Regions from separate parts of the Homo sapiens genome. Here region 2 is linked to region 1. Evidence: chromatin contacts called from ENCODE Hi-C or POLR2A ChIA-PET data. All regions are on one chromosome and are shown on one strand. Each heading gives the region's core, a stretch centred on a gene start or an enhancer-like site at or near the end of the contact. The rest is flanking DNA. Distances are from core to core; before and after follow the strand shown. Region 1 holds the start of GMPR (guanosine monophosphate reductase). Region 2 overlaps ATXN1 (ataxin 1).

Region 1 (6,055 bases), core at 2,365-4,864:
TGGGGAAAAAACTGCTATGAAGTTTTAAGCAGACTGAACATCTGTTGTGTCTTCTCTGTCCTTAAACAAAATGAGTAATTTGCTGCGATTCTCTTCAATGCCTGATAATTTATTAATAAGTTTTTTAGGGGTTTATTTTTTGTTTTTGTTTTAATTCTTATCAGCTGGGTGCAGTGGCTCACACCTGTAATCCCGGCACTTTGGGAGTCTGAGGCAGGCAGATCACCTGAAGTCAAGAGTTCAAGACCAGCCTGGCCAACACGGTGAAACCCCATCTCTACTAAAAATACAAAAATTAGCAGAGCGTGGTAGGTGCCTGTAATCCCAGCTTCTCGGGAGCCTGAGGAAGGAGAATCGCTTGAACCCAGGAGGCGGAGGTTGCAGCGAGCCAAGATCACACCACTGCACTCCAGCCTGGGTGACAGAGTGAGACTCCGTCTCTAAATAAATAAATAAATAAGTACATTCTTACTAGCTTAAGGACTAGAGTAGAATGTTAGAGCCAGAAATGGGTACTAAGGAAGAAAACACTCAGGGAGAATGCAGGCTCCCCAGCGTAACAGATGAAAACAAAGGTCTTGTCTCAATCCACAAACTCATCACTTCTCAGAAAAAGATTATCCAAATGTCCCCACATGACCCTGTGGCGCTTTATTCTTCCATGCCAGGGGCTGGACATTTGAGAGATGAATGCCTCCCTGGAGAATCCAGGCGAAGGCCACCTGGGCCACTGCTACCTGTATTCTTTGCCTCTCAGAGGTGACCTCAGATTCATCTCATTCATGTTCATTTATGGAAGGCTGGTGGAAATGTCCTTGCAGGAGTCCTGAAGCTTCTGAGGGGGAGATCACTCTTACTGTCCGTTTCCTGCTATAGCCTGATGATCCATTGCTGGGCCTGGCTCTTAGCAAAACTGTCACGAGGATAAGCCCATCATCAGCTGTCAAAACCCTCCTCCCTCAGCCAGACTCTACTCCCAGGGTGTACGTTCTCTTTCCTGGCTCTGTACAAATCTGCTGTTAGGCTCAATGTCGGTCATCTACCCTTCAGTTTCCAATTTGCCTCCAGATATTACTTCTGCCAGGATGCACATATTTTAAGCTTCTGATTGTGCAAGGAAAAGTTTTTATCTGCCTGTGAAAAATTTCAGGCATCAACAAGCAAACTGAGAAAACATTGAGAGGGGATTAGGGAGGCCTAACTAGATCCCTCAACGCCACCGAGGCAAGTAAAGTCAGATCATGGGGGTGGCCAGCCAGGCAGCAGCCTCACGCATCAGGGAGCTAAACCATCACGGCAACCGATTAGAAAGGCAATGCTGGTTAACCTGAGTCTCCAGGCCCGTGGCTGGCAAACTCCCACGAACATAAAAATACAAAAGAGACTCCTCAAGGGCACTGAGTTCTCACTGCAATGTGTACATGAAGATTGCAAAGATGCTATCCCAAACTGGAACATTAGTTACAATCTGCCCAAATTATGAAGCCAAGTGTTGCATGACATTGTCGCATGATGTGATAGTATTCCCCGAGAAGGAGTAATTCATTCTATTACATAAATTTCATTTTAGCTTTAGAGACAGGGTTGTCCAGGCTGAAGTGCAGTGGCACCATCATAGCTCACTGTAACCTCCAGCTCCTGGGCTCAAGCCATCCTCCCGCCTCAGCCTTCCAAGTAGCTGGGACTACAGGTGAGCACCACTGCCCTAATTTTTTAAATTTTTGTTGTAATCTCCAGCTCGTGGGCTCAAGCCATCCTCCCGCCTCAGCCTTCCAAATAGCTGGGACTAGAGGTGTGCACAACTGCCCTGGCTGATTTTTTAAATTTTTGTAGAGCTGAGGTCTTGCTTTGTTGCCTAGGCTGGCCTCGAACTCCTGGCCTCAAGCAATCCTTCCACCTCAGGTTCCTAAAGTGCTGGGATTACAGGTGTGAGCTACTGTGCCTGGCCCTATTACATTAATGTTCAATATTTTACCTTCTCAACATGTTTTCTGGTTCAGAAAATAGGTATATCTTTGTTTTGAACATCCAATTTTCTGAAAAATGAGTTTCTCTCTTCTAAATACATTTTGAATATTTAAAGAATATTGAGGCCACCAAATTATTAGCACATCCAGAATCCCCCTATTTCATCTTGGTCTTGCCTTAGGAATTGGCTACAGCTCATGCTTCCAGAGGCCCAGGCCTGCCCTCCAAACTGTTTTTGTTCCAAGAGAGGCCCCCTCTTTAGCACCTGAAAGGTCATGAGGGACAGGCACAGGGTCACCCAATCTGGGGCGATAAGTTTTAATCATTCCTCCCCTACGTCCTCCAGTCCTGCCGGGCTCCAAACCAGCCAATGCTGCTGCTTACAGAAGGCCACTTGGTTTAGTCATTGGCTAACGCGGAGGCTTCCCCAATCCAAGCAAGCCCTCGGCTGGCAGCCCCAGGCACTGCAGTTAGGCCTGGCACCGGAGTGGGCAGCGGACTTCTTTGCTGAGGGGATTTATTTATGGTCTTGTTTGTGGAGCTGAGTGGACGGAGCTGTGCAGGTTGGCCCAGCCTCCTCGTGTTTACTCCTTCAGCCCCAGCCTTCAACCGTGTCCGGTTTCCTCACCTTCCTCTCCAGCTCTCAGCAAAGCCAGTCACCAGCGCACACCACCCCGGGGCACTCTGCCTTTCAGGCAACTAGTTTATCCTTCAGGGACTGGCCTCCCTTCCCCCAGCCTCAGGCTATTTCCAGTCCGGTCTCCACCTGTTCCTTAGGATTTGAGGACATCCAGGCAGAACCAGGGAAATGCCCGAGGCTTCCAATTCGCCCCCACCTCTCTCACCCCAAAGCTTTCGAAACTCTTCTCCAGGGCTAGGCTGGGACCGCGGGCTGTCCAGTACCGCTGAGTCCCCAAGCCCCACTGCCAGCAAGGCCGCCAAACTCAGAAAGGAAACCCTGAACTTGTGCCCTGGGTTCTGGTTTTTCAGACGCGTTCACGAAGTTCCACCGCTGGACCCGAAGCGAAAGCAGCAGCAATTATCAGCACTAGGAGACGCAGCCAAAAATCACCGGGATCTGCAGTTGTTTTTCTCGTCCTCTCTCCCCTAGCTCCAGTTTCCTTTTCTTGCTATAAGCGCCCTCGTACCCCTATTCCTTCTAAACCAACTGGCCACTGGATCTCGCTCATCTGTGGTCGAGTTTCACTGTGAACTTCCCCTAGGCCACCCAACGGGACCGACGTGTAGAGAATTTCATGGGCCCCCGTATCACCGCCCTTAAAGACACCTCACGTCCTGGCAGGTGCTGGGGCGCGGGAACGGGGGCGCAGCGCCCCAGTCTCAAACACCAAAGCAGGCAGGGTAACCCGGTGCCACCCCCTTCCACCCACTTGCCCCGCGCCACCCGGAAAAAAAAATCCCACCCCACTGCGACTTCCGAACGTCCCCCACCTCGGCTCGGCTCTTGAGGCTGCTCCGCTTAGGTCGGAGCAGGACATCCTTGAAGTCGAGCTTGAGGTCCGCATCTATGCGGGGCATGGTGCAGCGGCTCCTGGCTGCGGCGGCGGCGACGGCGGGGCGGGGGCGCCTGCGCGGGGCGGCGCGGGGAGCGCCGGGGCTGCTGTGCCGCGGCCGGGAGCTGGCGTGGGCCGGGTGCGCACGCCGCGGTCTTAAACACGCCCCGCCGACCCGCGGTCACGCTTGGCCCGCCCCGGGCACCGCCTCCGCCTCAGGCAGGGGTTGAGAGGCAGACTGGTTAGGGACAGATTGGCGGCGAAGCCCTTCCTCCTCGCGCCGCCGCCCCCGTCCTTCCCCCTCAGGTGTACAGCCCGTGGCAGTGACCGAATGGGGACGGGGGAGGGAAATGCGCACCGTTCTGTTTGTCCCCAGGGTCCCCGATGGAGAGGGGACTTAGCGTGTGGCTGCCTTATCCAAGGGAAAAGTCGCTCCCTGAGAGCTTTTACTTTTTTTTTTTTTTTTTTGAGACAGTCTCACTGTCGCTCAGGCTGGAGTGAGTGGCGCTATCGCCGCTCATCGCAGCCTCGACTTCCTGGGCTCAAACGATTCTCATGCCTCAGCCTCCTCGAGTACAGGCGCACGCCGCCACACCCAGCTTATTTTAAAAATTATTTCCTAGAGGCGGGGTTTCACCATATTGCCCAAGCTGGTCTCGAGCCCCTGACCTCAAGTGATCCGCCTGCCTCGGCCTCCCAAAGTGCTGGGATTACAGGCGTGAGCCACCGTGCCCGGCGGATTCTCCTTTTTTAAAATTCAAGCCCGGTGTGCTCACCCAGTGTTGAGGAGCACGTCTCTCACTTGCCAAAGAACCAGAAACCCCAGGGAGGTTGTATAGAATTAAGGAAAAGAACGTGGGCAGTTAACTGTTTAGCTGTACTGGGATTGTGGAGGCCATGATTCCCTTTGGACTTGTTGTTAAGAGACAAGGTCTCACTGTGTTGCCCAGGCTGGTCTTGAACTACTGGGTTCAAGCAATCCTCCCGCCTCAGCTTCCCAGTGTTGGGACTACTGGCGTGAGCCACTGCGCCCAGCCTGGATTTCAGGATTTTTGTTTAAGAAAAACAGTGAGGTCTGTAGTCGACGCAGATCCTGAGATTTGAGGAGCCTGAGTCCCCTCTGAGGGTTACCAGTGATGTGAGTTCGAGGGGTTACCAGTGATGTGAGTTCATTGATTCACTTATTGACCTTACCGACCTTTTATTATACATTTGAAATGTGCTGCCGGGCTTCATGCATCATCTCATTCACTCTCAGAACAACCCAATGAAGAAAGAGCCATTTCACAGATAAGGAAAAACGAGGCTTCTATAAATGAAATAACTTGCCTAAGGCCGCAGAAAAATTCAATATAAATTTCTCAGTCCTTAAAACTTGCTACAACTATTCACTGAAGCTGCTTTTGTCCTGGAACATCTCTGCCTGAGTTTGAAACCTGGTTCCACCACTGTCTAGCTAGGTGACCTTAGGGGAGTCAATTTCTCTAAGTCTCAGTTTTCTCATAAAAGGGGTGGGGGCAGGAGGGGGGGTTAACCCTATCTCCTCCCTGGTTTTTGTGAGAATTAAAGTGTGTGTGTTTATGTAAGCACAATGTCTGTCCCATAGTAGTTGCTCAATGCATGGTAGTTACAGATTTGTAGTCACATGTTACATTATGTGCATTGTGTTTGTATTTTCAAACTAGAATGCTAACTGCACAAAGGCAAGAATCATCTTTCATTCTCTTCCATTTTTCTGCAGCCTCGAACTGAGCTAGCAACTGTTCTCCTTGAGCTAGCATGTGATAAGGCTGACCATAAAAGATACATCACAATATTCAATTTAACACAAATGTCTGAAGATGATAAAGGTCTCAGCCCATCCCACATGGTTTCATTAGCTATACCCCAAAGGAAGTTCATGAAGTTTCAGGGAAGGAAATGAAACTTATCAGAGAGAATGAAAGTAGCCACAATTAGTCCAGCCCATGCAATGTTTATAACCCTTGACGAATTCTTGGGAGCTGGCCAGATGTGCTGCTTATTTGTGAAGTACGGAAAGGAAACCTAATTCTGATCTTTTAAAGATTAAATAGAGGTAAAATATAATTACTAGATGGTATGATTATTTTTAAATTATTATCCTTAAAGGGAAGAGAAACTGACCTTGTTAAGCATCTGCCAGCGTGGATGAGGGCTTTATTCATTGTTTCATACATGGTCTTAAAGGAGAAGCTTCTGTAGGTTGTCCTTGCTCTTTCCCTCTGGTTCTCTTTCTTTCTGGCTAGCCCTCCTTTTATTAGAATAGACAGAGAAGTTCATTTTACACATTCCATTCCCTCTCCCTCTGGAACATTCCTCTATAACTGCCCTCTTCTCTGACACAAAATCATACTCCTGTTAGAGTCAGCCTGAGTCCCTGATTCTTCTAAAACCGGCTTTGCAAAAATTATGACAGTGAGAAAAATCTGACATAGGAAAATGACAACAGTGAAAGAAATCTGACCTAACTGACTCCATCTTGCTTTTAACCGCCAAGGTGTCCTTGTTCATTCCTGGGTGTAGGTTGAACTAACTATGGGAGGAATTGAGTT
Region 2 (5,763 bases), core at 47-2,546, 94 kb before region 1:
CCATTTTCTTGCCCTAGGTTTAAGATGTATTTTTAGGAGTTTATATATCAAATTCTAAGAGCATCTTCCATTCTGAGCAGTTGGCTGCTATTTACTGGACTTGCAGTCAGTGGGCATATATTCCCCACATCCCTAGCACAGAAGCATCTCATTTTCCTATCACTTCCCAAGCAGTCTGAATCCATGGTAATAGCAAAAAATTTCTCGAAATGAAATTATAGCAAAGAAAGAAGTGTGGAGCTTCCTTTGTTAAATTTCATTTTTCTTCCTGGGAATGATTGAGTTGTGTATAAAATTTATGATAATAGCCTTTTTAAAGTATATTTCTCTGCAGTTGTGTAAAGAACCAGAAGAAAAGCAGCATTTGTTATTTGCAGCCGTATTAGGTTTAGATGACCCCAGAGGAAGCAGTGGAGCATCACCTAAATATTAGATGTTTATCTCCGAGGCTCCATCAACTCTGTGTTTACGTACAACACCTAGTTTGGTTTCCCAGTGCCTGCTCCATTAGGAAGAGGCTAGAGATGTTTAATTTGCTTAAGAGTTTAGCAGTAGAAAATTTAATCGGATAGCTGCTAGGGTTTCTCAAACCTTACTGTGCATAGAATCATCTGGATATCTTGTTAAAATGCAGGACTGGGTGGGGCCTGAGAGTCTGCATTTCCAGCAAACTTGCAGAGGATGCTGATGTCACGGGTCGGAGGACCACACTTCGACTAGCAAAGCCTTATACCACTGGGCTAAATTTAGAAATTATGATAGAGAGATAGTTAATGTAGCTCTAAAGCGGCTTAAGATGAATGTATTCAGAACAGTGATTATCAGGCAAACCATGGGTAGCAAACTCTAAATACATTTGTCTTGATTCATCTATTAACTCTCCCTCCAATTTCCCTTTTCCAATAGGAATGTTTAAACAGTGCGATCTGCATATGTGGCTCTCTGGTAATTTGGCATTGATATAATTGTGCATGGCCCCATGTTTGGAAGAAATCTTTTTGTTGTGGCAGGTGCTTCCAGAGATAAACTCCTCGGGGGTCCCCTGGGAGGGCAATTCAGGACACAGAGGCCAGTTGTCTGCAACTAGAGACTCTAAGAGCAGAAATCCCACTCTCCTTTTTTCTTTTTTCTTCTTTCGTTTCTTTTTCTCTCTTCCTTATTTTCCAAATCTACTTTTCCACCTTCATAAGTTACTTCTTTGTTGTTTAGTCCCATGATCACCCGATAGACCAGGAATGTGGTGCCATCCTGGGGCGCCCTCTGGTGGTTCATTGAAAATACAGCAAGACCCAATCTCTACCCGTGGGTTTCCCCTTATCAGTACTGAAAGCTTACGGGGCCCAGAGAAGGGACACATACCTCAGCGTTAGAGAGCCCTGTCTGCTCCGTGCTGCACTGGTAAATAGCCCTAAATGTAGGAGGAGGATGGGTGGAAACTTTTATCGGTTTGGCCCCAGCTCGCTGCAACTGCTGTCTTAATCATTGTGTCCTTGATTTCTCATTGGCAATCTCTGGAAAAGATGCTGTTTATCAATGGATAAGTTTTCAGAAGAATAAATTTGGATTTGTGTGTTAAGGCCAATATGTCTTAGCAATCATTTCGCAGAAGACCAGTCCAGTGAGTCTTCAGGGCTGACTAAGCCGATGTCTCTCAAATAAACAGTATAATTAAACCTGAGCACTACTGAGAACCAAGTCAGCATTCTTTTTCAAATTTACGAAAGCTGGCTTCCTAAAGAAGTACCTTCAGAGGAGTTTTCTAGTTTTGTGTATTGTGCATTCAATTGTACAGGCAATGTTACATTTGCATTGCTAATAGACCCTTCCTGAATGTGTTTGACATTTTACTTGGCTTTGAAAGGACTTTTATGCCGCTGCTTTTTCTTCCCTAGTGCTGCCTTGGGCTAATTAACCTATTCCCTTACTGGCTGGGCCTACTATATGCAAATGTTCTCATTTTGCATTCTGACACATCACTCTTGCATAAATATCCCTCATGAAACCCTGTGGGGTTTTATTGGATCAGTGCTGCAGGAGGGCCAGCAGGGGGCGCATGGACTGGTTCTCTCTGAGTAGGTCTCACGCATGAGTTTTCCTTGCTCGTTGGTATGGAAATGTGGGAGCGTTTGGCATTCCCTTTCTTAAGAGTGAGTCTTGAAATTTAAAGATAAAAGTTCATTATTAGAACTTCTTTTTACAAGGGAAGGCTGTACAGAACACAGTTATTTGTCACTTACAAAAACCCTAGGTGGGCAGGGCGCAGTGGCTCACGCCTGTAATCCCAGCACTTTGGGAGGTAGAGGCTGGTGGATCATTTGAGGTCAGGAGTTCGAGACCAGCCTGGCCAACATGGTGAAACTCCGCCTCTACTAAAAATACAAAAATTAGCCAGGCATGGCGGCAGCCGCCTATAATCCCAGCTACTCAGGAGGCTGAGGCAGGAGAATCGCTTGAACCCGGGAGGCGGAGGTTGCAGTGAGCCGAGATTGGCACATTGCCCTCCAGCCTGGGCGACAGAGTGAGACTCCATCTCAAAAAAAAAACACCTGGGTTGCGAGAGTAAATAAGTGACATTACTCCTTCAACACTTCATTTCTTCAGCATAAGTGTTTTAGGGTTTTTTTAACCTTATTTTTCATTTCCGTCCCAGTCTTTAAGCGCCTCTCTTGTCATATGAGAAATTCTATTCTTACTGAAATGTCCTTTGATATCGAGACACCAAATTTCTAAACCTGCACCTTCCTAGATATCTGATCAAAATCATTAAGGATTGAGAACTTTCTGTTGTATCATTTGTCATTTCATTATGATGTTCATTGATGATGTTGGAGCAAAACCAATAAGGGCCATTAAATCATTGCCCCTTCCAAGCTGGCTGCAGTGGCTCATGCCTGTAATCCCAGCACCGGGAGGCCAAGTGGGTGGATCACTGAGGCCTGTTCAAGACCAGCCTGGCCAACATGGCAAAACCCCACCTCTACAAAAAGTACAAAAATTAGCCGGGTGTGGTGGCGTGCACCTGTAGTCCCAGCTACCTGGGAGGCTGAGGTGGGAGGATCACTTGAGCCCAGGAGGCACAGGTTGCAGCAAGCCGAGATCACGCCACTGCACTTCAGTCTGAGCAACGAAGCAAGACCTTTTCAAAAAAAAAAAAAAAAAAAGGAAGGAAGGAAGGAAAAAAATCATTGCCCCCTCTAAAAAATAGTTACAAAGTAGGGGGCAGAGTAGAGAAAGGGGGTTATGTTTCAGTAGGGATTTCAGTGTTGCTCCAACATGGACAAGGATTGAATGCTGAAGGCCGCTACTTTATTGTGTTTGTTTTAAAATCGGATCATTGGCTACACACAGTGGCTCATGCCTGGAATCCTAGCACTTTGGGAGGCCAAGGAAGGAGGATTTCTTGAGGCCAGGATTTCAAGACCAGCCTGGTTAACATAGCAAGACCCCATCTCTCCAAAGAAAGAAAGAAAGAAAGAAAGAAAATCAGATCATTGAAAAGAGGGTCTGGATGTGAGATACCAAAACCCAAGGGTGTGGAATTCCCAAAGCCCAATCCCACAGCTCTCAGAATCACAGCATGTTGCACTGTGCATACCTACAGCTGCTACCTGTGGAAGCAATCACATCCGCTGCTTGCTAGCCTGGGTCATGTCAGTTCCACTGATATTTGGCCTCTTGTCTGTTGGGCATTGGTTTGCCCACACAGCAGCAGTAACTCAGACTTCAGTGGTTAGTAAGAGACTGAGATACTTGACCATAAGAACTGGCTCCAGGGTCACCATTTGTATGTCCAGGTTTGAACACACTGATCTGATTTGTCTGAAAGAGCTGTCGTCTCTAGTGTTAATGGCGAGTTGTTACTTTCCAATGAGAAAGGGGACGGTGTGAAGGGGAACTTCAATGACAACTTGAAAAGGAAGAGAGAGATGGACAAACCAAGCATGTAACCCACTGAGAAAACATTCAGTGCACTAGCCCTATTTTTGTATGGTATTTGGGTTTTTTAACCATAATCAAATTCGGTTTTTAACAGTCTCACTCCGTCATCATATGAGTGGCTGTACTGGGAATTCTTTTGAAACTTGCAGAGAACAGGATTATTTCTGGCGGCCTCTGCTGAGTTGGCGTGTGTGTGTGTGTTTGTGTGTGTGTGTATTAGGGAGAGGAAATCGTAGGTCCAGTGTGGACCCAGAGCTAAGGGGAATCTTGGAGAGTAGTGGCTCTGGCAGATGAGGATTCAGAAATCGAGTGCAAGGACTGTTCTGGACTTTCACTGCTAACCTGCTTTTTCTCAGTGCCTGGCTCTGAGGGCAGGGTCCAGCTGGTGTCATGCTCTCCAAGGGCTTCATTTTATGTTCCAGCCAGGCAAAGGAGAGGTGAGAAATGGAACCAACATTTCTGAAAAGGAAATTTAAGAACTGCATCATCTGCCCTTGAAGAAGAAAAGGAGAAAAAAAAACAGGAGAGAGGGTATTGAGAACATCTTAGGGGAGTTGTTAACTCCATTAAAAAATATATGTGTTACAGTGTTCACTTGCCCAGTGTCTTCATAATCTTCCTTTATAATGTGCAGCTGCCACGGCTAGTGTTTTTGTTTTTGTTGTTGTTGTTTTGTTTCGTTTTTGGAGACAGAGTGTCGCTCTGTTGCCCAGGCTGGAGTACAATGGTGCAATCTCGGCTCACTGCAACCTCTGCCTCCTGGGTTCAAGCAATTCTCCTGCCTCAGCCTCTCAAGTAGCTGGGACTACAGCCGTGTGCCAGCTAATGTTACACCAGGCTAAATTTGTTTTTTATTTTTTATTTTTGGTAGAGACGGGGTTTCACCATGTTAGCCAGGATGGTCTTAATCTCCTGACCTCGTGATCTGCCTGCCTCGGCCTCCCAAAGTGTTGGCTAGTGTTTTCTCTGCTTCAGTGCTTGGGGTATGATTGGGTTATGGGAGTTCACACCGAGTCCAGGGCCTAGTCTTAATCTTGCCAAAGATGTTCTTTCCCCGGTGCTCATGTTCTGATGTCCTTTCCCTCCTTCCCTTTCTCCTCCCTTTCCTTTTCCCTTTGTCACTGCCCTCTTCCCTTTCCCAGCATCCAGAGCTGCTGTTGGCGGATTGTACCCACGGGGAGATGATTCCTCATGAAGAGCCTGGATCCCCTACAGAAATCAAATGTGACTTTCCGTTTATCAGACTAAAATCAGAGCCATCCAGACAGTGAAACAGTCACCGTGGAGGGGGGACGGCGAAAAATGAAATCCAACCAAGAGCGGAGCAACGAATGCCTGCCTCCCAAGAAGCGCGAGATCCCCGCCACCAGCCGGTCCTCCGAGGAGAAGGCCCCTACCCTGCCCAGCGACAACCACCGGGTGGAGGGCACAGCATGGCTCCCGGGCAACCCTGGTGGCCGGGGCCACGGGGGCGGGAGGCATGGGCCGGCAGGGACCTCGGTGGAGCTTGGTTTACAACAGGGAATAGGTTTACACAAAGCATTGTCCACAGGGCTGGACTACTCCCCGCCCAGCGCTCCCAGGTCTGTCCCCGTGGCCACCACGCTGCCTGCCGCGTACGCCACCCCGCAGCCAGGGACCCCGGTGTCCCCCGTGCAGTACGCTCACCTGCCGCACACCTTCCAGTTCATTGGGTCCTCCCAATACAGTGGAACCTATGCCAGCTTCATCCCATCACAGCTGATCCCCCCAACCGCCAACCCCGTCACCAGTGCAGTGGCCTCGGCCGCAGGGGCCACCACTCCATCCCAGCGCTCCCAGCTG

What was found. A loop is a pair of places that touch in the nucleus more often than their neighbours do. ChIA-PET counts read pairs that join two places held with the same protein, here RNA polymerase II (POLR2A). Pooled maps may share reads with other maps.
Region 2: a loop to region 1 is called in a map of dorsolateral prefrontal cortex, with 5 times the contacts of the local background. The contact joins the enhancer-like site here to the promoter of GMPR in region 1. A Hi-C loop is called at or near these places in 37 of 168 maps with a recorded cell type or tissue (CD8-positive, alpha-beta T cell, K562, MCF 10A and 22 more), 15 of 37 single-sample maps with no recorded cell type and 38 of 50 pooled maps. POLR2A ChIA-PET finds 5 or more read pairs at or near these places in 6 of 52 experiments (B cell, BJ, HCT116 and 3 more).

The regions. Positions count from the first base shown.
Region 1 is chr6:16,236,146-16,242,200 of GRCh38, reverse strand. GMPR (guanosine monophosphate reductase) reads right to left here and starts at 3,614. Exons shown (of 9, transcript NM_006877.4): 1 at 3,421-3,614. The coding sequence starts at 3,507. RefSeq lists silencers at 3,512-3,611, 3,732-3,831.
Region 2 is chr6:16,327,789-16,333,551 of GRCh38, reverse strand. It overlaps ATXN1 (ataxin 1), which reads left to right. Exons shown (of 8, transcript NM_001128164.2): 7 at 5,082-5,763. The coding sequence starts at 5,242. LOC127903862 reads left to right here and starts at 5,121. Exons shown (of 1, transcript NM_001414722.1): 1 at 5,121-5,210. The coding sequence starts at 5,121. The coding sequence ends at 5,210. RefSeq lists a silencer at 1,160-1,454 and enhancers at 1,160-1,454, 5,617-5,763. Within about 2 kb of position 1,296, at least 9 of the 41 ENCODE cell types and tissues checked have a DNase peak (open chromatin) inside an H3K27ac peak, as active enhancers do; they include B cell, PC-3, PC-9 and 4 more, where a contact is called at or near this core.